Linked DNA regions of Homo sapiens: region 1 is linked to region 2. The links are chromatin loops, found by intact Hi-C in ENCODE. Cell type or tissue: PC-3. All regions are shown on one strand. Links, peaks and the distances in the headings refer to the core of each region. The heading gives the core; the rest is flanking DNA.

What was found. A loop is a pair of places that touch in the nucleus more often than their neighbours do. Peaks named below come from ENCODE experiments on the same cell type or tissue, not always from the same donor. Only the 100,000 strongest peaks of a DNase experiment are listed, where the experiment ranks them.
Region 1: a loop joins it to region 2, with 4 times the contacts of the local background. A loop is called at or near these places in 8 of 110 quality-filtered maps.

What each region holds. Positions count from the first base shown.
Region 1 is chr1:220,902,567-220,915,117 of GRCh38, reverse strand. No RefSeq gene overlaps it. Among named protein-coding and RNA genes, the nearest start is that of HLX-AS1, 29 kb to the right of the region's middle. In PC-3, for the core only: CTCF peaks have their summits at 6,004 and 6,211 (motif pointing left); DNase peaks (open chromatin) are centred at 7,977 and 8,667; H3K27ac peaks cover 1,433 bases.
Region 2 is chr1:220,982,819-220,995,369 of GRCh38, reverse strand. No RefSeq gene overlaps it. Among named protein-coding and RNA genes, the nearest start is that of HLX-AS1, 110 kb to the right of the region's middle. In PC-3, for the core only: a CTCF peak has its summit at 4,801; DNase peaks (open chromatin) are centred at 4,239 and 4,749; H3K27ac peaks cover 1,069 bases.

The DNA.
Region 1 (12,551 bases), core at 4,078-9,077, 81 kb after region 2:
GTCTGTTTACCAAGCTGCCTCAGTAAATGGAAGCGGGTTGGTTAAACGTGAACCAAGGTTCAAGCAAGGTTTACAGAGGGGAGTTTCTGGCAGATGTGGGTAATGGCAGGGCTCCACATTTCCAGGAAGAAAGCAAAGGACTTTTGTGGTTAGAAGAGGAACTTGGGCTTCAACCAGCTTAGCAAGCAGGCTAAAGTTTAAAAGGTCAGGGCAAATTCAGAAATATTTCTCTCCTACACCCACAAAAAGGAAACGGTTGAACTTAATCACCAAGGTCCCCCTTTGAGTCCTCCCTTGACAGACCTCCCATTCCAACTAACTCAATTTTTCCTCCTGTCCAAGTTGTTTTTAAAGGTTGAGCTACAGCGCTTTGTCTGAGGGGAGGCAAGTCCTCTGCCACTACCCTCACCAGCCTGCGGAAGGATTTGAGCAGGCTATCTATCTCTGGGGAGCTTTCTATTCAGAAGCCCACACCCAGCAGAGAAAGCATCAAGTAAATGCCTGCAAATTCACCATTCCTCATTGTCAACATCCACCATACACAGACCATTGCCAGAGAGGAAAACCACTTTCCCAGTTCCTGATCCGGCTCTGGATTTGTGCACAGAAATGTAATGATCAGCTTCCAGCTCTTTCCAATGTCCCAGCTTTGTGCCTAAACTGACCCTGGTCCCAGCCCTGTTGAAGCCCTGCCCTTTGCCCCATTTCCATGCCCAAATTCACCATGCCAAACTACAGATCAGCAGGACCACATAGGTTGTCCCATAAGGGACAGTGTTTACATTAAGACACTAACAAGAATAAGTGTTTAACACCTTATGATTCACAAAGCACTCATCTAAAATGATTCTTATTTAGCCCTGTGTCTGGGCAAAGTTACTAATTTCTCCAGTTTACAGGTGAGAAAACGGAGACTCAGAGGGTTTAGGTGTACTAAGGCAGCAGGAAGCACAACAGATATTAGAATCCCTCTGTAAGTACTTATTTTACGTTTTTGTGGAGAGAGAGAGAGATTTGTATACGTGTGTATCTCTCTGTGGCAGACACTATTACTTGCCTCTTCAAAAGTCATTAGCCCCCTTAGTCACAGAACCAGAATTTTATTTAGTATGGCCAGAGATGCACTGGTGTCTGGAAGTGGACCCAACTTCTGGTCTAAGAATGGGCATATGACCCATTTCTGATCTATAAGATGAGAGAGGAAGTCAGCTAGAGGGTTTCTGGAAAGATTTTCCTCTATGATAAGAGGGAAGCACCATGAGGGGAAACTTTCCTGCAACACATTGCTTATTGTCCCCTGCTTTCCATCATGGATTAATGAGGGTGTGATGACCAGAGCAGCTGCAACTTTTTTGCAGTAAAGACAGAGAAGGCCAAAAACATCCAAGAGATGACAACCCAGAGCCCTGTTATCTTTAAGCTGCTAAACTAGCATCAGCAACTGCATTCCACCATACGTCTAGTTGAAGCCATTTTTAGTTGAGCATTTTGTTTACTGGAGGTAAAAGCCCTCCGAGATAATATGCTTCCCCACCAGTTGATGAGAAACTCAAGGACAGAGACTATATTTTATTTATGTTTCAGACCCCTCTGGAATTTAGTCCAGAAGTAGTCACTAAATATATGTTTGCTAGAATAAAGGCAACAAGGAACTAAATGTGTACTTCTAACAGATAGACCTTAGCGTGATGAACTTGTCAGAACCAGTGAAGTAGAATTTTGGGTCTTTGCTGAGATTTCAGTTGGTTCTGTGTTAACATTGTTATTACTGCTACCATTACTCTTCCTTCCTTCCTAGAACTGTTCTCACTATTTCCATATATCTCAACAACTAAAAACATGTTTTTTATAACATTGAAAAAGTAATGCGCTTCTGCAATGAAGATGTTTTTCTTATTTAAAAATAGAATCTCTTAAAGGTGACATTCAAAATCAGTAAAAGAAAGATAAATTATTCAATAAGTGATGAAATAATCTAATAACTATCTGAAAATATCAAATAAGATTCAGTACTACACACCAGAATAAATTCCAGATAAATGACAGTTCACTATATTATAAGGTAAATCATTACTGGACTTCATTAAAAAATCCGAAGAACCTATTAATAAATATTTATATAATGTCAGCTTCGGAAGAACTTTGTATAGCAGAAATCATAAAGAAAAAAATTGAAATATTGACTACATAAAAAGTTACATTTTCTGAATATTAAAAAAACATAAACAAAATTAAAGGAGAAATAACACTGGAAAAAGTATTTGCATATGAAGAGTTAATGTCTTAATTTATATAGGAATCTTACAAGAAATCATGAAAGAAACAACACCCCAGTCACAAATGTGCAGAAGACATTAGCTCAAAATTGATTCAAATAAAATAAAAATACCAACGATTAATACACATATGAAAATATAGAACCTCACTGGTAACAAAAGACATTCAAATTAAAATGAGATCTCCTTCACCACTTTTGCCTATCATATTGGGAAAGATTTCTTTTCATTATTATATCAAGCATTTGGGAGAGGTTGGAAACATGTGCAATTCATAAGCTCCTGCTAGAACCAGAAAACAGAAAATAAAAATTCACAGCAAACAAAATAGCAAAAAGAAAAGAAAACCATAATATTATCGGGCCATAATATTATTTTACAGAATGTACCCTAAGGTAATATTTTTAAGATGAATACAAAGATTTATCTATAAATATACTTATTGCAGCATTAAGAAGTTTAAAAGTTTGATAAACTTTTAAATGTTTGTTAAATGATTGTATAGCTGTTCAGTGTTGCTACACAGCAAATATTGCTACAGGGAAATGCTCCCCACCTTAGTGGTAAACGGAACAAGCAAAATAAGCAAGTCATGAAATAGCACAGGCACCTTCACATGAAAATGGAAGTTGGTAATGAGGTAATGGAAGCAGAGAATTTTTTTGGTGGGGTCTATTCTAAAGTTTCTAAAGTTTTCTGTGAATTATATGTGTTATGTTTATAAACAAAAATTGTTATTTTTGATAGATATTACAGGCAGGGAAGGGTAAGGTAGATAGGAGGGGGGACAAAAAGAGGTATGGGTATGAACATACAGTTAGATGAAAGGCATAGGATCTATTGTTTGACAGCAGGGTAGTGTGACTACAGTGAACAACAATGTATTGTATATTTCAAAATAGAACAGAGTACTTGAATTGTTCTCAACATATAGAAATGGTAAATACTCAAAGTGAGAGACACCTCAAATACTCTGACTTCATCATTACACATTCTACGTATGTAACAAAATGTCACATGTACCCCATAAATATGTAAAATATTGTATATCAATAAAAATGGTTATTTTTATGTAAGAAAAATAATCACAACCTCTCTTATTTGAATACCACTAGCCAAGAAATGTGCTGCTCCCAATAATATTTCAAGTCATAACACATTACTTCCTAGTCACTTTACAACATTGACACATACACCTAACAAAGATAGAGTGCTAATAAAAAGAAGTCGTACTGTATTAATAATAAACTTTTTTGAACAAATTCCGTTAATAAAACTGAGAAAATGTCCATCTCCACAATGGCTTACATGGACACTATTTTGTATAACCCTACAAGAGCCCTCTAAGGGGGAGAATGAGCAAACTGAGGCTCAAGGTGTCTAAGTGACTTGTCAAGGGGAGGAAATAATAACTGCCACACCTGAGGACCAATGGCTTCACTGCACACTTTGGCCTTCATGCAAGATTATAGATGAAGGAAGAATGGACCTGAGTGAGTCCCATCACCTGCATGGTTTTCAAGTACTATGGCCCCAGGAACTGAAAGCCTGAGAGCCAATTCCAGTCTCTGCATAGCCCCCAGCCCCTGGCATTGCATATGCCCCTGAAGGGGTCTCCTGGACTCTCTCTCTCTGCCTCTATTCCCCAACTATAGGAAAGCGGAGCTCAGACCTGCCCCTTCCTCTTACAGTAGGGTGGGCCAGCTGAACAGCATTCATAGAGAGCCAGAATGGGTCAGGGCTGAGCATGGTTAGACACAAAGCCTTGTGTAGGAGTCAAGTCAAGCAGGAGATCATAGCTCAGCCAGAACTGCCAAATTGGTCTCCAGTGTCTCATCACCTGAAGCCCTTCTCCTTAACATTATGCCAAGGACCAGCAAGGGAACCTGAAAATACAGCTCATGTTCAGAATCATACTCAATAAAGTTTCTTCTCTGACTGATACCTTAGTACAGAATGATCTGTACGGAATACCAGAATCTATGCAGGATATAGTTTTTTTGTGTTAGCATCCTATCTTTGTTAGGTGCATGCGTCAATTTTGTGAAGTAACTAGGAAGTAATGTGACAGGAAATATTACTGGGAGCAGAATGTTTATTGGTTGTGATATTCAAATAAGAGAAGTTGTGATTATTTTTCTTACATAAAAATAACTATTTTTTATTTTAATAATATTTACATATTAATGGGGTACATGTGACATTTTGTTACATATGTAGAATGTGTAATGATCAAGTCAGTATTTGAGGCATCCATCACTTTGAGTATCCTTCCTTTTGACAGAAAATACAGCAAATTCATAATACGGATCTATTTTTGTCCCGTCTACTCATATGACATAGAGACCCAGCCTAAGACGCAGGCCTTAATCAGACCCCCCAGGTGACTTAGAGCCATTCCACACTTTATCCACCTGGTCAGCAGTACCTCGTATCCTCTGAGGCCCAGCGCCCATGTCGCCTCCCTGAAGCCACCGTCGTCCTTTCTGCTTCTCCACAGGCCAAGCAGATTTCACTGCAGCTCTGACTAGTGTCCCTGAGGCACACAGTCACTACACAACCCCCACATGTTGTGGCATTCACTGGTGTGCTATGATCAGCTGTCTGCTCATCTCTCTTCTCCACTGTGCTCTGAGCCCCTGGAAAGCAAAAAACCACATCTAATTCCCACAGCACCTGGCACAGAGGCTGGTATATGGCCAGTGTGATGCTTCATTGAGGCAGTTAACCCCTTTGGTATGTTCAAGAATCCCTACCAAAAAAGCCAGAGGATAGGAACTCATAGTCAAATGACAGGGAAAAAATGAGAATTGCAGACATTCCTGCTGCAAGATAGAGAACATAACTGTAAAGACTGAATGAATGAATGAATGAACAAATGCATACATACATACTCTCCCTGGTCTGAGAATGACCAAAAACACAAAGAAGGTATTCACCAGAGAAGTGACACAATTTGATCATGGAAACAAAGTGCCAAAACTGGGGGAGGGGGACTTGGGTAGGATATCCAGAAAATTATCATCAGTTGTGAAACAAATTCTTTTAGAGGAAGCTTGATTATTTTGATTATTGAAGTACGACATGAACCAACCCCAGAAGAGGCAGTGCCTGGTGGTGCCATGTCTTCATATTTTTGAGTGAGTTAAGTGGTGGCCATACAACAGCCAAATAATCAACCAGATACAGAAGAGGGTTGCAATGGTGTTATTAAAACCTCCGTATTTCACAAATGGGGAGTTGAAACCCAGAGGAAAGAAGAGACATACTTCAAGGAATATACTCAGTTACTTGGGTCTAGAACCCAAGTCTCCCAGCTCTCAACTCATTGGGAGAGGGAATTCCTTCCTCAAAGTAAAGCAAATGGCAAATTAGAAATTACAGAGAATGTGGTTGCAGGGAAACATACTTTCGGGATATAAGATGCTTTAAAGGCTTTTATTTTTCTTCCTCTTCCAAGAAGGACTGTTCATGTCAGTTTTTCTGCCCACCTACAAATACTTGGATTATCACAATTCAAGAATTAGTGAAGAAGATACCAAATTATACCTGAGGTGTTGTTAGAACAGTTGCTCTGCAATGGTGATTGACTTCATTATTGTTTGTATAACCACATAGAAAAGACATACATGTATTCGTCTTAAAACCAAAGCTGGAGGGCCCAGACCTGATACCAATTCCATCTTCACCATGAAGGATGGTGAGTTTGGGGAAGTTACTTTACTTCCCCCTCAAAACCTAGTTTCCTTAACTTTAAAATGAAAACAATATCTGCCTCATATAGATTATTTCTGATGATTAAATCAAACATTGTGCAGAGGCCTGGCACATGAAAGATACTTGATTAAAAATTAGCTCACCCCTTCCATTTTCCTCCTCTGCAAATTATTCAGAATGTACAATCAGAGCATGAGGAAACTACCACCACCTGGTGTACGGGTCTCAAAACTGCATAAGCGGCAGCAAAGGTGAAAATACAACTTCCACTGAGGAAACTGCAAAATGAAACTACACAAATGACTGAATGCATCATACAAAAAATACAACAATTATTCTGGGATAGAGGCCATTGGCCACTCCAGGATGATGGGTAGAATTAACAAGGGCAACCTTCCTGGAAGAGGTACACCTTATTTTGAAATGTAAGTGGAGGAAAAAGGATGTGGACAGATTGGAAAGAATGAAGAACAATTTTCTGCACAATTGGAAAAAAAGTCGGAAGCAAAAGAGGAAGGTCCTGGTGGCAAATAATGTCAACTGGAACATTTAGCCCAGCCATGCCTGTTAAGCCTTTAGGGTCTTTAATCACAGAAGAACAAGGAGGGAGGACTGGGTGTAAGTCACTCACTAGGAGGTTGCAACAACCAGCTGGTAGTATTCAAAGCACAACATCTCTAACTTGTGGATGTCGGCCTCTTGTTCAGGGCTTGCTTTAATGGACAGGTGTTGGAGGCAGGTAAGATCATTCTAGCAAAGAGCAGTCCCTCCCTGTAGAGCTCCAGAAAGGGTGGAAATGTGTTTCTCCTCAGACATATGGGTAATGGGCAGAGCTCATTGAAGACAGCAGTCCTGTCTGACCCATCTTGGGGATCCTGACAATACCTAACTCAGAGCTCAGTACCTGGAAGAAGCTCCGTACATGGCTAAGTGGATTTTCCCAGCTGGTAGGGATCAGAGGTTGTATTATGCAGTTAAGTTTCTAACCCAGCTCTCTACTCTGCATCCTTACTCTACATTCTGGGATGTGCTATGCCCTCTCTTTCTTCCAGATCTTTAAAGATGTTTCTCTTTATGCCTGAAAAATATTCTAAAGGTCCCAATTGAGACATGGCATCTTCCAAAAAGTCTTCTCTGACTTCCTGCAGCATTCAGTAATTCTCTTACAGTCCTAGCATGTATTACCACATCGCATTATGATTTGTCGTCCTCTTACCTGTATCTAGGTTTGACTCTAAGTTCCATGAAAGCAGAAACAATGATTCTCTTGTTGGTTGCTATTTCCCAAGAACCTAGTACAGTGCCTGGCACATTAGAGGTCCATAACGATTTAAGCTGAAATTAGCAGGATGTCCTAAAAACCCTAATCTGAGTAGCCTACAAATGAAGCAACTCAGGAGGGGAGGTAGCTCCCCTAGAAGTGCCCACCTCAGCTCCCTGAAGCTTGCCTCTGACACTTCTTTGGTCCAGAGTAGTGCTGTCGTTCAGTCTAGCACCATCTTGGCAGGGCCGACTTTGGCCACAATATCTCCACCTGTCATAGGTTTATGGGGATCCAAGTTATCCCACACCTTACACCACACTCTGAGCATGCTTCCATATGTTGAACAGCCTGGGTAACTGAACTGGGTATGGTGCCTCAAACACAAGGCTGACCAAGATAAACAAGGCCATGCACAATAGTTTTCTAGGGAGAGCTCACCCTGATTCTCTAACTCCAACAAAAAGAAGAGAAAATCATGAAGGAATGAGGCATGAAGGATTAACCCTCACAGGACTCAGAGCCCAGAGCCCTAGATAGTCACATTGGGCACTTCCACATGTTCCAGGTGACATCAGGTTAAAAGAGGCATCCAGGATAGCCCTAGAGTGGGAAAGAAGTCAACTGGGCAGTTTTTGGAGGAAAGGAAAGGATTAAAGCAGGGAGAGATGAGTAACCCACAGTGGAGGGCCTGGCAGCACCAGCCAACTATTTGTACATGGCCCCAGGCATTTCTAGCATCAGCCGCCTGCCAAAGTAAATACCTCCTCCCTCACAGCAGCTTCTTCTTCCTCCTCCTATCAGCAACATAAAGAAATCTATCTCCCCAAATCTAGAGGATGCACGATGGTGCCTTCCAGAGGGGAGAGTCTATTCTGAGGTGCATGAGAGATGTCACAGGCATGTGGCAACTGCCAGTAGCAGACTTCAAAATCAACCTGGTTTCTGCAGTAATATTTTTCCCTCCTCCTTAAATTCAGCCCAGTTATTTAATAATGTGAACTCACCCATCATTTGTTTCCCCACAGGGCTTACCCCTCCCTGCAGCTAAGCATGACCTAGGTGGCCCATTTCTCCCAGAAAACCTCCCACACTGCTAGATCACTTGTATTTTGCAGGCACTGATGGTATTAGGCAGTTCTGCTACTTACTATACCCAGGCATCTATACATGGTGGTGGGACTGTTGCAATAAGTGGATTTGGCAAGAGCTGGCTGCTATAACAGAGTCTGGTCCTTTTGAGTTCTTCACTCCTATACTCCCATCCCTTATAACAATCCCTTGATTCCAGATTTTACCTTCAAAAGTGGACCATGGCCTTGGCTGGGTTCTGCCCCATAGACTTCTTATGACATAATTACTCTTGCCCTCTGACCATGAGTCTAGCCAAGCCTGACCCTCATTCTATTGATTCGCCCTGAGTCATTTGTCAACAGAGTGGCTGATTCCCCGTGTCTAGGTAAGCATGGGAGGCATTTCATCAAGACATTTGACACCTTCCTTTGAAAGGTGAATGACAGAACATATGAATACCTCTGATTAACATCTAAAGGCAGCCGGGGCCCCCCTGAAATTGCCCCTCCATGGAGTAGCTCTCAAGTAAATCCACTGTAGGGACCTCTACCATTTCAACTCATTTATCAGCAATTCCATCTGCTTCAATTTGGGGCACTCCATGTGTCTGTGGTTCTGTCATGTCTCTCTGGAGTTGCTCCCTCAACGGTTTCTGGCCTCCATGCATGGCCTAATCCAGGCTGTCATCTTTCCCTGTGATATAGCTGGGGCAGCTGTTGCTTCTTCCTCGATAGTAGAGGGGTGGTTGCCAGAAAGCCTGAGGGGCCCACCATCCAATTTCCATGCTTGGAGCTAAATATGCATGTGCATGATCTTTCCTTGAAACTGGAGGAGGGGACTCAGTCCCTCTACCTTTTACACCAAATTGATTTGATGTCTTCTTAAGGAGTGGTGAGGTCATCCCTGCTCCTATTCAACTTCAAAGGCCAACTTCTCATTAACCTAATTGCCTGACTTTGAGTAACTTGCTTAAATTACCAATTAATGGATGGCCATTTCTGTCCAAACAAAACATTTTAAAGCATTCCCACTGAAAATAAATTGCTTTCAACCATGACAAATGAGTGTCTACCTGCCCAGAATTATTATAATAACTATAGTAGGTATGCTTCTAAGCACTGAGAAATTTGTAAAAGAAAAGTACCAGTGGCAAATTTATATATATTACAAATTGTTGAATCCTTTTTCAGTGATGGAATTTTGAAAAGTTTTTCATTCAACCAAGCTACACTAAAGTATAAAGGCAATTAAATGTCAGGGCTGTAGAGCATTTGTCCTTTGGAGGGGGGGAATCCCTCAGGAAAAGAATACCGAAACTATCAGTAGCCCCTGTTGGCTATATTAAAGCTAATAAAATTACTAATGATACATTCCTCGTCAATGAGGGGTCCCTGCTGTGCTGCTTCTGTCTGCTTTAGTCACAGTGAACAAGGCAGGAAGATTGAATTATTGGCTGGATTCATTTTATTGGTTTGAGCTTTAGGGGGAGGGAGTTATATGGGAGATTCTTTTTATGTTTTGCTTTTTTGCTCTCAAGAAGCAGCTGGTTTTGTCTTTAGTTTCAAATGTCTATTTAAAAAAATCAGGGCAATCATTAGAAGGCAGGAATTTGGACATGGGCACTTCCCAAAACACCTGATGTCAATCCCAGCTGGGTTTGCCAGGAATGGCCTATCAAGTCTCAACTGGGAGAGATATGGGGGAGGAGGAGATAAAGGGCTGAATTGATGGCTGCAGGCATGGCTGACAGGTGGCCCTAGGAGAGGAAGGGAGGGGGTGCATGTTAGGAAGTGCCAGAGAGGAAGAAAAGCTGTGGACTCAGTGGACCAAAGCTTCGGGACAGAGACTGGGCCTGCAGCCCTTGGGCTCACCAGCACTACCACGGTCGGATCCCTGTCCCTTGCTGATGCAAGCTCCCTTTTAAAATTTCTATAGGGAGATGGCAGCTATGGCATGCAAGATATCACAATTCCACTTGCCTCGAGAACAGCATGGGCTTCCTGAAGAAGTGTACATTCCCAGTGTAATTTCCTGGGAATGGAAACTTCTGACAGAAAGAGGTGGTGCTGATTTCAGAGTGTAGTTTCCTGAAAGCCTGGGATCTTATTACTGCTCATTCCCTTTAGCATCAACAAAATAGCCTTTTCCACCATAGACTGGGGCACTGGGGATAACAAAGAGAAACCCAAAACCTGGACTGAAACTCGGCCTCCAATCTCTCAGACTGTCTCCTCCTAACTGGAAGGGCCCAGACCCAAGATGCCATGAAAACTCTGGAGCATGTGTCTGTGTACCGAGCAGCCAACTCTAGCACTGGATGCTCCTCTGAGAAACACTGCTCAGAGCCCAGGACTGTGATCATGCCCACAGCTCGACAGTGGTCTGGTATTTATGCCCATCTGCATACTGGCTTTCCTTTAGATCCATTCTTTGCTCTTTTCTGACCTACGCTGTACCCAGGGGGTTGACTTCAGTGGATCTCATCTTCTGCTTTAGCTGATGGGATGCACCGGCAGGAGATTGGGGCAGGTGGTGGGAGGTGGCTGAGGAAAGAGCATATTTCTTCCTCCTGCTCCCTCCCTAAGGTGATAAGGGACACCATTATGGCAGTGGCTGTGCCCTCTACCCACAGCCACAGCTGGGTGCCTTCTCTGCCTCAACCTCAGCTCCAGGATTCAGCAGCAACATTCCTCCTGTGGGAGGCTGAATAACGGCACCCAAAGATAGCCAGCTCCTGATCTCTGGCACCTGTGAATGTTGCCTTATATGACAAAAAGTACTTGCAGATGTGATTCAGTTAAGGAGCTTGAGGTGAGAGATTAATCTAGATTGCCTGGGTGGACGCTAAATGCTACCACACGCATGCTTATGAGAGGAAGACAGAGGAAAACTGGATGCAGAAGAAGAGTCCATGTGCCAGAGAAGCAGAGAATGTAGTGACACAAACACAAACGAAGGAATGCCAGCAGCAACCAGAGGCTGAAAAAGCAAAGAACAGTCTCCATCGGAGCCTCCAGAAGGAACCAGCCGGGCCAACACCTTCACTTTAACCCAGGGAAACTCACCTTGGATTTCTGGTCTCCCAAGCTGTAAGCGAATACATTTCTGTTGTTTTAAGTCACTAAGTCTGTGTCAATTTGTGACAGCAGCCTAGGAAACTAATAAACCTCTCCAGCCTGCTGTTGATCATGGCAACATCTCTTGTTGGTTCCCACACCTCTGTAAATAGTCCTTTATGAAAGAGTCTATTCAAAAATCCTCACTGAGTGTGTCTTCTGTTTTCTGCTGGAATCCTGAGATATTCTACTTCTTTCCAAAAAGAATGTAAGATAGCATATTTTTTAACGAGACAATAAAATTGTGCCTAATGAGAAAATGCAGAAGAAAAAGAAAATAAAGATAAAAAAATAGGAAGCCAAAACAATTATTAGTATCCATAATTCATGCCATACAGGCCTGAACACTTTTCAAGAATTAGCCTGCAGCTTCCACTCTAAGTTCCCTAGCAGCCAGCACTAAAAAGCATGATCAATTAGAGTTTACTATTTCCTAAACTGGCTTGATAATAGGAATCACCTGAATACCTTGCCAAACATCGAAATATCCAGTCATCACCTCATCCAAGACTTGTCAAATCAGAACCTACTAGGGAAGCAGTAAGAATCTGGAACAAATATCCAAGATGAATTAGATGAGTCACAAATTGTGTAAGATAAGAAAAAAACATGGGGGTTGTTCACAAGAGCAATAGTGTTAATGATGTGAAAAAAGCCATCATCTCAGGACTAGAAAGATGTCTCCAATTGTGTGCTCTTCCAGCTGTGGTCAAGCACTGTCTCCAGTGCCCATGCAGCATACAGCTTCATGATAAGGTGACAAAAGTAAGTGATCTAATCATGAAAAATAAAATTACACCTTAACTGTGCTCTAAATGAAGATACATACTGTAGTGGACTCCTGCATTGCATCTTCGGTTTCCATTCCCTGTTCTCCTTTCTAGATAAGCTCCCAATGTCCTTCCAGGGATTTCTGTGGTCAGGAGTGAACAGGCAACTGAGATTAAGGCAATCGAGGTGTTTTATTCCCCTGCCTGTAATGACTGCAGCAAGGAAAAGTAGTGAACTACACCAATCCAATTGGGCCTTTTTCTAGATATTCCAGGTTTACAGTCAGCTTTTTATTCTAGATGGTATAGTATGCACAGGAGTGAGACCTTGACACCA
Region 2 (12,551 bases), core at 2,901-7,900:
AGAGATTTCTCAAATAAAAAAAAAAAAAAAAACTTTTAGAATTCCACACTAAAAAGAGTGAATATTACTGTATATAAATTATACCTCAATAGGTATGACCTTAAAATATCACAGTCATGTTCACACAAAAACCTGCACACAGGTGTGTATAGCAGCTTTATTCATAATCAACAAAACTTGGAAGCAACTAAGATGTCCTTTAGTAGGTGAAGCAATAGCATACTATTCAGTGCTAAACAAAAGAGCTAGCAAGCCATGAAAAGACATAGAAGAAACTTAAATCCACATTGCTAAGTGAAATAAGTTAATCTGAAAAGGCTGCATACTGGTTCAAAGGCAAAACTATGGAGACAAAAGAAAATAGCCAGGGGTTGGGGGGATTATTTCTGAGGCTCCTATTTAAACTATACTCTTACTATACTTGTTCCTAGCCAAATAATCTCATTCTCTCTTTCTCCACCTGCCTTCTCCCCACCACATCCACAGGCCCACACACATTTTCCAGTTGGCCCTTTGCAATGGGGAAGCACCCAGGACTTAAGTGTGCATTGCGGGTGGTAAAGACGGGGGACCTAGAAAAATGAAGAAGCAAATCTTTACCGTTCAAAGGGAACCTCTTCCAATTTTGTGTCCTGGAGTTAATTCTCATCTTCCTTGTACTTTTTGTTTTAAGTTGAAATAGCTATGTATACCATACACCCACTTCCAGCAAATGAAAAACAAACCACTGAAGAAAAACTTCTGAGGTTATTTCCCAGCTGAACAAAATCAAAAATAGATGAGAAACATTGCAGAGATTTAGCTCACCTGACATTTTCAGTTTTATCAAAATTGTTCATCAGGGCGTCCTCACAACTTCTGACCCAAGTTTTACCAGCTTTCCTAAAGTTCCTCACTGAAGTCACTATTTTCTTCCACATCTTCTCCTTCCTAACTTATGTATCACTTGCTCACTAATAACATTAAAATTTATAGTTTTCTATCTGTTTAAGGGTCTAATTTCATATATGAGATGATAAGGCTGTTTTCCAGTAGTCTGTTAACAAATCATATCAGACCAAAGACAAGCAGACATCTAAGTATATTATTAACCTGGCTATTTTTTAAAAGCATATTTGCAGTTACTATTCTCTTTCAAGTAGCAACACTGCCCTTCCTGGTTTTTGTGATTTTGAGAAAGCTTCTCAGCCTCTCTCTAAACCCCAGTTAAAGAAACATAAGGCTGAGCATCATGGCTCATGCCTGTAGTCTCAGCTCTTTGAGAGGCTGAGGCAGGTGGATCACTTGAGGCCAGGAGTTCGACACCAGCCTGGCCAACATGGTGAAACCCCATCTCTACTAAAAATACAAAAATTAGCTGGGCATGATGGCATGTGCCTGTAATCCCAGCTGCTCGAGAGGCTAAGGCAGGAGACTCACTTGAACCCAAGAGGCAGAGATTACAGTGAGCCTAGCTCAAGCTACTGCACTCCAAAAAAAAGTTTTAATTAGCTGGGTGTGGTGGCACATGCCTGTGGTCCCCAGTTGCTCAGGAGCCTGCGGTGCCACTTGCACTCCAGCCTGGGGTGCAACAGAGTGAGACCTTGTCAAGGAAGGGGAAAGGAAGAAGAGGAGGGGAGGGGAGGGGAGGGAAGGGAAGAAGAGGAGGGGAGGGGAGGGGAGGGAAGGGAAGGGAAGGGAAGGGAGAAGGAAGGAAATAATGAAGATCTAACAATGTTTTTGAAAGAGAAAGGTGAAATAACATATGTGAAAGTGTTTTCAAAAACAGTAAAACTATAAAATGTAAAAAACTTATTATTTTATGGCTGTCTCTATTTTCTTGCCAGTAAAATGATATTAAATAGTACTCACCTTATAGAATTATTGTAAAGGCTAAATGAAATAAAACAGCAAAGGTGCTTAGCTTCATACTTACATAAGTGCCCAAAAATGTCAGCAAGCAACAGAAGCAGCATTTCCAAATCCCATGTGGTAAGTAAGGCACCTCTGGTCATCCCCATTTTATAGCTCAGAAAACCGAGGCTGTGGGAGGTCAAGGAGACTCAGACTAAACTTCAGCCTTTTATGACTCACTAGAGCATGTTTACATCCCTATGGCAGGCTGGTAGCAGAAACTCAGGGGTTGGTGGGTAGTGTTCGCAGGTTTTCCTATTTTTGAAAGGGTAAGTGGGAAGCAGCAAGCTCTGGTTCCTCAGGACACGTAGCTAAGGATCCACATGAGACACCACTTGCCCTCTCAGGGTTGCCTCATCAGCACCTGCAGCTCGATCACGTATTCATGCAAAATGCAAAATTAAAGAAATGAGGAGAACAGGATGGAGGGAGACAATCTTTGCTTTTACTTTAAATCTTCATTTGTAAACAGCTAAAGAAACAAAGGCAAAAAACAGTGATGAGTTTATCTACAAACACTAAAGCTCTAGACCTTTAGTAAAGAAAAACAAGGTAAGTCAAACTTCTGAAACCTTCAAATGATCTCGTAGTTTAGGTTTACCAAGGAGCTGGTCCCGGCATGTGGATGGTGGAAGAGGGGCAGAAAAAGCCAAAAGACTCCAACCAGTTCTCTGCACGTGATCTGACAGCAGGTTTGAGAGCTGCTTCTGGTAGGAAGAACAAAAGGCTCCCCAGGAAAGCCTCTTCCCAACCAGCTTTAGTTTGTCCAAAAAGAAGAAGGGAAAAAATAACTCAAGTCTTCAGCCAAGAACACCAGTAGGGGAATTAAAGAGCTGGGCACACAATAATTTTCAGTAACGTCAGAGGAGATTTAAATAGCAAACATCAGCAGAAAAGAATGGGGAAACCTCCAGTGCACTGACTTCATTGATACCCCATTTATCAGCAATTACTGACTCCATTAAAGGCCGAGTTTACAGCAGAAAGAGAAGCAGAGCCTAAAATATGTCCCAGCAGATGGACGGAGAGTGTCGGTGATGCCGTATTTCAAAGGCATCTGCAACGTTGTTATCATTGAACGTGGAGTCAGAGAGGCAGCAGACAAACAGCGCCCCGAGAGCCAGCAAATGATTTACTTGACCCTGGATGGGTAAAACTGACAGCAAAAACCTCATTAATTCCTCAGGTCATTCTGGAAGACATTAATTTGGTTTGGACTCACGACGAGGGGAGATTTTCCAGACATACACCAGGAATTATGAAATCTCCATGGCCGGAGAAAGTATGTCCAAATCACTTTTTGCATAAATCATGCTGACTTTCTGAAGAAGGATAATATGCTTAATCAAGGGAGTTATGGAACTTCTTGTGCTTATTAGACAGAAAATATAACAGTATTTTATTTGGTTATCAGTTCTGGGAGAGAGATTTTTTTCCCCCCTCTTTAAGCTAAAGTCTTTTCCTGCCAGCGTGGAAGAGATCCTTTGCAAGAGCTGGAAGAACCTAGATGTGCAAATAATTTGTTCATGCAAAAATAGCTTTTCTTTTTTTTTTCCTCTATTTTCAAATGGACATCGACATTGTGTGTGCCTCTCTTCTGAGTCCCAGCAAAGGGGTCAGCCTTCTCACCTTATCTAGAACTTTCTCAATACTGAACACACCCCTATAAATATATGACTATAAATGATAGTGACTGGTGGTTTTACTTTGTATATTTTGATGGCTTGCGCCAAAACTAAGAAGTCTGGTATTGAGACAGTTTGGGTTGAATTACTAAGTGTATAATCCTAACCAGAACAACCTCTCTATTCTCTCTCCAAGTCTGTGCGAGTCTGTGCACAAGCACACATAAGGAGAACCAAAGTCCTCTGATCCTCAAAAATTACACAGGTCACTTCTAATCCTGTGTAATTTAATGACTCTTAATGACTTTTAAGCTCTACAGTTTTCCCGGAAAACCCTGCTTCTTTGTCTCAACGTTAACTTGGGAAGAAAAAGGCGTGAAATATTTTTGAGAAAAAAAAACTTGTTGATTAAATCCAGGACAAAGCAGTCAGTTGGCTTATTTACATCAGTGAATCACTTCATTTTAGGGACACTGACAGAAAGATTAAGTGATTCAAAATGGTCAGGAGAGAAAGAGAGGGAGATTGAGATTGAAATGCTGCTAGGCAATGAGCTTATACCTGAGTGTCCAATGCATAAGCCGCAAGCCCTCTTTTCCTGATGATATCTTCCCTTGTAAAAGTTACATTCATCATGTTTAAAGCAAGGTTATCTCTGGTTGAAGAAAACATGCATTAGTACATTTTACTCATTCAACACTGAACACTCCCTATCAACAACCGTCTGCTTAAAGGGGACAAAGAGAACAAGAATTAATCACAGGAAGAGACAACTTAAGGGAGTTGGGCTATAAAATGGAATTCATTAGTAAGCCATAAAGTATCACTGCCTTAACTAGCCTTCCTCTTACACTCTGCTTTCTCTGCCCTGGGGCTGCACTGGCTCATTCACCTAACAATCTAAAGTCATCCCCATCCCCTTTGTCACCCCCTTTTCTCTTCCCACTGGGGACAGAGAGAACAGAGAGCTTATCTCTGAGGTAAGTGCAGGATCACAAGGTCTCTGGTCCACAAACTTCAGCACAAATATCTAATTGGAGCTTAACCCTCACATTCAAGGTCTCTTCTCATCCCACCAGCATCTTAGAACTGCATAAGCTCATCTCATAGGAGACTGTCACATCTAAGACAGAAAAATGTCCTAGTTAAAAACACAGGTTCAGGATTTTTACAGTCATAGGCTCATCAATTCTGGCACATCTCAGCTGGGTGACCTTGAATGAGTCACTTAACCTCTCAGCCTGAGTTTCCTCAGCAGTTAAATGGAGATAATAGTAATACCCAGCAGAGGGGGAGAGTGAGAATAAAATGAGATAAAGAAACAATATTTCAGTTCCCTGATTACAGCATAAGCAATGCATCCCTGAACAGATGTTGCCCTGTTGTAATGATCTGTTCTTGCTTGTATCTTTTCAATAGTAAAAATAATATTCCTGCCTATGTCCTGTTATTTCAATTTGATTAAAAGTATATCTAAAGATATCCAACCTTATCACTATGAAAAACCACCAAACCACAGAGATAAACAATAATGGAGAAAAGAAGGAACAAAGAATATACAAAGCAACCAGAAAGCAATTAACAAAATCACAAGAGTAAGTCCTCACCTGTCAATAATAGCCTTGAATGTAAGAAGATTAAATTCTACAATTAAAAGACTTAGACCGGCTGAATGGATAATGAAAAAGACCCAACTATATGCTGCCTACAAGAGGTTTATAGCAATAAAACATCAGAAAAACGTTTTCCTACATCAGAAAAGTAGGAAGATTGCAAGTAAACAACCTAACAATGCACTTCAAGGAACTAGAAAAGCAAGAATAAACCAAATCTAAAATTAGAAGGAAACAAATAATAAAGATCAGAGCAAAAATAAATGAAATTGAGACCAAAAAATACAAAAGATTAGCAAAATTAAAAATTGGTTTTTTGAAAAGATAAACAAAATTGACAAGTCATTAACTAGACTGAGAAAAAAAGAGAAAATACCCAAATACAATCAGAAATGAAGAAAGAGGACATTACAACTGATAACACAGAAACTCAAGGGATCGTGAAAGTCTATCATGAACAACTATATGCCAACAAATTGGAAAACCTATTGGTTCTAACAAATTGGAAATGGATCGATTCCTGGACACTTACAACCTACCAAGCTTGAACCAAGAAGAAATATAAAACTTGAACAGACCAATAACAAGTAATGAGATTAAATCAATAATAAAAATTTTCAGCAAAGTAAGCTACAGGACCAGGTGGCCTCACTGCTGAATTCTACCAAATTTTAAAGCAAAACTAATACCAATTTTTCTCAAACTGTTCCAAAACATTGAAGGGAGGGAATTCTTTCAAATTCATTCTATGAGGCCAGCATTACCATGATACAAAAACCAGATAAGGACACAACAACAAAAAAAGAAAACTATAAGCCAATATCCCTGATGAACATAGATACAAAAATGCTCCACAAAATACTAACAAACAAAATCCAGTAGCACATCAAAAAGATTATACTTCAGGATCAAGTGGGATCTATCAGAAAGTCCTAGCTAGAGCAATCAGGCAAGATAAAAAAATAAAGCGCATCAAAATTGGAAAGGAGGAAGTGAAATTGTCCGTTTGCAGACAACATGATCTTATATAGAGAAAAACCTAAAGGCTACACCAAAAAACTCTTAGAAATGGTAAACAAATTCAGTAAAAGTACAGGATATAAAATCAACATACAAATGTCAGTAATGTTTCTATACATCAAGAACAAACAAACTGACAAATAAATCAAGAAGCAATCCCATTTATAAGAGCTACAAAAAAATAAAATAAAATATCTAGAAATAAATTTAGCCAGAGAAGTGAAAGATCTCTACAAGGAAAACTATTAAATACTGATGAAAAAATTGAAGAGAGCACAAAAAAATAGAGAGACATCTAATGCTCATAAACTGGAAGAACTGATATTGTTAACATTATCATACTACCCAGAGCAATCTATAGATTCAACATGATCTTTATCAAAATATCAATGGCATTCTTCACAGAAAAAAACAATCCTAAAATTTGTATAGAACCACAGATGACCCCAACTATTCAAAGCAATTCTGAACAACAAAACAGTACTAGAGACAGCACACTGCCTGATTTTAAAATATACTACAAAGCAGAATATTTACAAAACAGTATGGTAAACAAAATAGCATGGTACTGGTTTAAAAACAGACACATAGACTAATGGAACATTATAGAGAACCCAGATATAAATCCTCATATTTACAGCCAACTGATTTTCAACAAAGATTTCAAAAACACTCACTGGAGAAAGGACAGTCTTCAATAAATGGAGCTGGAAAAATTTGATATTCATATGCAGAAGAATGAAACTAGACCCCTATCTCTCACCATTACAAAAATCAACTCAAATGGATTAAAGAATTAAGTGTAAGATTGGAAACTGTGAAACTACTAGAAGGAAACAGGGAAAATACTTCAGGCCATTGGTCTGGGAAAAGATTTTATAGATAAGACCTCAAAAGCACAGTCAACAAAAGCAAAAATAGATAAATAAGATGGTATCAAACTAAAAATCTTCTGCACAGCAAAGGGAACAATGAACAGAGTGAAGAGACAACCTGTAGAATGGGAAAAAATTCGCAAACTATTTACCTGACAAGGGATTAAGATCCAGAATATACAAGGAACTCAAACAACTCAACAACAAATAATCATCATCATCATCCAATTTTAAAAGGGGCAGATGATCTGAATAGACAGCTCTCAAAAGAAAACACACAACTGGTCAACAAGTACATGAAAAAATGCTTAACATCACTAGTCCTTAGGTAAATGCAAATCAAAACCACAATGAGACACCATTTCACCCCAGTTAGAATAATGTAGAAAAAGAGAAACTCTGTTGGTAGAAATGCAAGTTCATACAGCCATTATAGAAAACAGTAGGGAGGTTCCTTAAAAAACTAAAAATAAAACCACTATACAATCCAGCAATACCACTACTGAGGATACATCCAAAGGAAAGAAATCTATATGTCAAAAAGATATCTGTACTCCATGTTTATTGTAGCATTACTCACTATAGGGTAGATATGGAATCAAACTAAAGTCCATCAACAGAAGAATGGATAAAGAAAATGTGGTGTATATATACACAATGGAATACTATTCAGCCATTAAAAGAGACTGGAATCCTTTCATTCACAGTAACATGAATGAGCCTGGAGGATATTATGTTAGGTGAAATAAGCCAGACACAGAAAAATATATACCAAATATTCTTACTCATATGTGGAAGCTAAAAAGTTTAATCTTTTAGAAGTGGAAAGTAGAGTACTAGTTATTAGAGTCTGAGAAAGGTAGAGGGTAGAGGGGATAGGGAGAGGTTGGTTACAGCCATCCTATTACAATTACAGCCAGATAGGAGGAATAATTTCTAGCATTCTAGAGAACTGCAGGGTTGACTATAGCTAACATCAATTTATTGTATATTTTTAATTAGCTAGAACATAGGATTTTGAATGTCCTCAACACAAAAAAATGAGAAATATTTGAGATGATGGATTTGCTAATTACCTTTATTTGGTCATTGCACATTATACACATGAATTGAAATATCACATTATACCCCATAAATGTGTACAATTCTGTGTCAATTAAAAATAATAATAATTGTAAATAAAATAAAATGTATCTGTTCTTCTGCACATTCTTCTCGACTAATCCTCACCAATATAGACACTCACTAGGACCCAACACAGATTGGTTTTTTGACTAACATATAGACTGAAAGAGCTGCTATTAAAAGAGCAGCAAAAAACACTCAAGATTTTCATCTCTTAATCTCATATTTAGAGGATACTCATCCCTTCAGAATAAAGCAGGGAAAGAAGGGAAACAGTATAGTAAAAGAATTCTCCCCATCCTGATTTCTCCTTTAAGCAACCTGAAATGATTTATCCAATGGCATTGCATACATAGAGTGTTGTGGGTTAGATTTTATTCTCTGGTGTTGAAATATTGGGAAAAGGAAAAAATCTACATATCTTAAAATAGCCTTCTCAAAGTTCTTGGAATGTATCAACCCTACATCAATGATCCCCCAGCTGCTCCTTTTAAAAGCAGTATATTCAAACTGAAAAATCAATTTACTTTAAAAATGCCGAAGACTTAAAATCAAGATCTTACACAGAGGTGAAATCAAGGGTAGTTTCTCCCTTAAGGCTATCATTAAAATAACACATTTAAAAAAATAAATTAGAAGTCCTTTCCAACATCCGAGTTCACTTCTACATAGAAAGACATGGGTTCAGTAAACCCTTAATATTTCTGCACAAAGCTAAATTGCTTAGTGTCTCTGAGCCTCAGTGTCTCATCTATGAAAAAAAATGAACTGTTTTATAAACAGGATTAAACAAGCTGATATATACAAAGCACATATCTCTTAATAGGGCTTTTCATAAATGGCAGCGTTTTGGTGGTACTGTGTGGTATTAGAAGATTTATTACTAATACGTGATGAGGTTGCAATTTCTGGAACTAATTCTGACAAACTATTGTTGGAAGAATAGAGATTGCACTATATGAAGCCACAGAGAATACTTCAAACTTCAATAAATTTTCTTCGAATTTCAATAAATCAGCCCATTGTTTTATAAAATTCTAAGATACTTTGTTTAATTGATGTTTTTCATTAGAACAACTGATATTTTTGACTTTCTGAGTTGAACTAGTTCCTTTGTGGAAGTACAGAAAGCATCTAAATTATCTCTTTTGCTTTCTAACATGCAAACAAGTATGTCAATACCATTCAGTAATATTTCTCTCAGGCCACCCGGTTAGACATAATACCTAATATCAGCTAGGTAGAGAATAGGTAAGGCCTTTGTGTGAATGACATCCCAGAAACGCTCAATGATTTAGTCCTTGCAAATAAGACACAGTCAGTATTTATTCCTCCACCATGTCTTTTACACTAAATTTATTGTGGTTTTTCTAATTACAAAAGCAGTGCTTAGTCAGAATGAAAAATAAATGGGGAATATATCAAAGTACAAAAAAGAAAATAACTACTATTAGAAAAAAACAAGTGTTGGTGAGGATGAAGAGAAACTGGAAGTCTTGTGCACTGTTGGTGAGAATGTAAAATGGAGTAACTGCCATGAAAAATAGAAAAGTGGATCCTACAAAAATAAAAAATAGAATACCATGTGATCTAGCAATCCCACTTCTAGGAATATATGGGAAGAATTAAAAGCAAAATCTTGAAGAAATATTTTCATACTCATGCCCATAGCAGCCAAAAAGTGGATGGCCAAGAAATAAAAGAAGCCCAAGTGTCTATCAACAGACGAAATACAAGGGAATATTATTCAGCCCTAAAAAGGAAGGAAACCTTCTCACTTGCTACAACATGAATGAAACTTGAGGACATTATGCTAAGTGAAATAAGCCTCTCACAAAAAGGTAAATATTGTGTGATTTCCCTTGTACAAGGTATCTAAAGTAGTGAAATTCATAGGAACAGAAAGTAAAACAGTGGTTGCCAAGGGCTGGGAGGAGGGGGAATAGGGAATTGCTATTCAACAGTTAATAGAGTTTCAGTTTTGCAAGATGAAAAAGTTCTGGAGATCTGTTGCACAGCAGTGTGAATGCACTTAACGCTACTGAACTATATACTTACATTTGTTAAGATGATAAATTTCATTATGTGTTTTTTACCACAATTAAAAGGAAAAAAGCATCCATAATTCATCCTTCATGTATAAATCTGTTAATATTTTGATGTTGCAGTTAAAATCCACATTTCTCATTGAGTCAAATGTTGTTAACATTTTCTCATGGCATTAAATATTCTTCTACAACCAACCACATTTTAATGGCCGCATAGTTTCCATTGTTTAAATGATCCCCTATTATTGGGTTGTGAGTTATTATTGCTTGCTATTACAAATAAATCATGATATACTCCAGTTTTACATTATTTTAAAATTTCATGTTATATTTCTTACATTATATCTTTATTTCTTACATTTATGTCTTTAGCAATTGAGTGGGTTTTTGGGTTTTGTTTTGTTTTTAGCGTGGCATTTAAGATATTTTTGCTTCTAAACCTCTGTGATTCTGAGAGCACAACTCTCCTCCTCTCTCAAGAAAGGAAGGAGAATTGAGGGAAGCCAAATCAATCTCTAAAAGAAGTAAAATTCTAAGTTTGAAAACAGCAATGATTTCAGCATAAGGCTTATCAAAACTGGCCTCTCACAAATTGTCCCCTTCCCAGAGAATATCTGTAAGGAGAACATAAACCGCAGACACAACTGATGCCGGTCAGAAAATGATCCATGTGAAACGGGCAAAGTTCCCTCATCACCCTCGCAGGGCGTGAGATGGGGGTGTGGCTCGCTTCTTCAATGCTCGGCAGCTCACACCTCTAGGGGGAGCATGCAGATGGGCAGGTTGTGTGGCTCCGACCCCACAGCAGTGTCTAGGGGTGAATATTTACACCTCCTGAAGCCCCAGTGGGCATGTTACAGCGTGCTCTTTTAGTTTTGCCATGGGTAGGTGGTTTGTGTTAATCAGCTCAATTAGACCCTCTGCCTAATAGCAAGGACAGAGGGCTTTTGGTATCCCGGTGTTCTTGCCTTGGTGTACTGGAAAAATTGGATCACACCTGGGCTTGGAGAATGAGTCCAAGGTTTTATTGAGTGGTGGAAGTAGTTCTCAGTGGAGGGATGGGAGCCAGAAGAGGAGGTGATCTTTCCCTGGCGTCAGGCCAGTCAGTGGCGGGGCTCTCCTCTGACGGCCCTGGGCCGAACTCCAGGTCACCCAGCTATAGACGGCCTGCCCGCATCTGCTGGTGTCTGCCAGTGGGTTCTTCTCGACGTCCAGCCACTTGTGTGCCCTTCTGCTGGTGTGTTCCTCTCAATGTCCAGCGCTTGTGTCTGTGCCTGCTAGGGTCTCAGGGTTTTCATAGGCACAGAATGGGGGCGTGGCGGGCCAGGGTGGTCTTGGAAAATGCAACATTTGGGCACCAAAACAGAAACGGCTATCCTCACCTAGGTCCCTGTGCACAGGCTCGGCTGAGGGATGGGGGGCGGACCCCTGGCCGGGAACCCGCCATTCTCTACCCAGCACTTCCCTGCCCCTGTTCCCTGATCACATGCTCCCAGGATCAAACTTCAGGCCATCTGGAGCCACAGCACATCCTCAACCCTTTTCTATAGAATGGAATTATTTCCTGAGACCTTGCTTCCCTCAGAAAGTAACTGATAATATTGCTTGGGGGCTGATGTTATCACCCCCAAGTTATCAATGAGAAAACTGAGGCCCAGAGTAGTTAAATAACTCACCCAATGTCACACAGCTAAGAATAGCAGAGTGAAGGCTCAAACTCAAGCCTCCTGCACTTTAGCAATGTGATCTTGCCATATGGAATATCATGATCGATCACGCAGCACTAGGCGCAAAAGCACACTTGATTAATAGGATATCTCTAATTCCCTTTTTTTTAAAAAAAAATCTATGAGGAGGCCATTACTACTTACCTAGGGAAGACTATGTGGCATGTTTCAGAGAAGGCCTCCCTGTTGCTGGTTCTATTCCTTTTTCTTCCCTGGGCTGGACTAACCCAAATAATTAAGAAGAGTATTTCTGAAGGAAGTTAAATAACCCCAATTAGGAATGCTCTATTTTAGGAGGAACTGGGACGGCAGATCTTATTTCCATATGGCAGTTGCATGTGTTTATTAATAAAAAAGACTAAGGAAAGGTCTTCTTTATTAATAAAAGTCTTCCATGTGACCATGGAATAGTTATCTTGCGCTAAATTCCTGGGAACCAGACACAGGCTTTTCCAGCTTGTCCGCTGCAATCGTTTGTGGCCACTATGAAAGAGTTTATCCTCAACTCTCCCCCTAGAATGGCTGTTTCTGAAATGCGAGTCCTGACAAAATGACTCACTGGGGCCATGTTAACTTTTATCATCATCTGTTTTTAGCAGTAATTAGGCCATAGTGATTTTGGCGG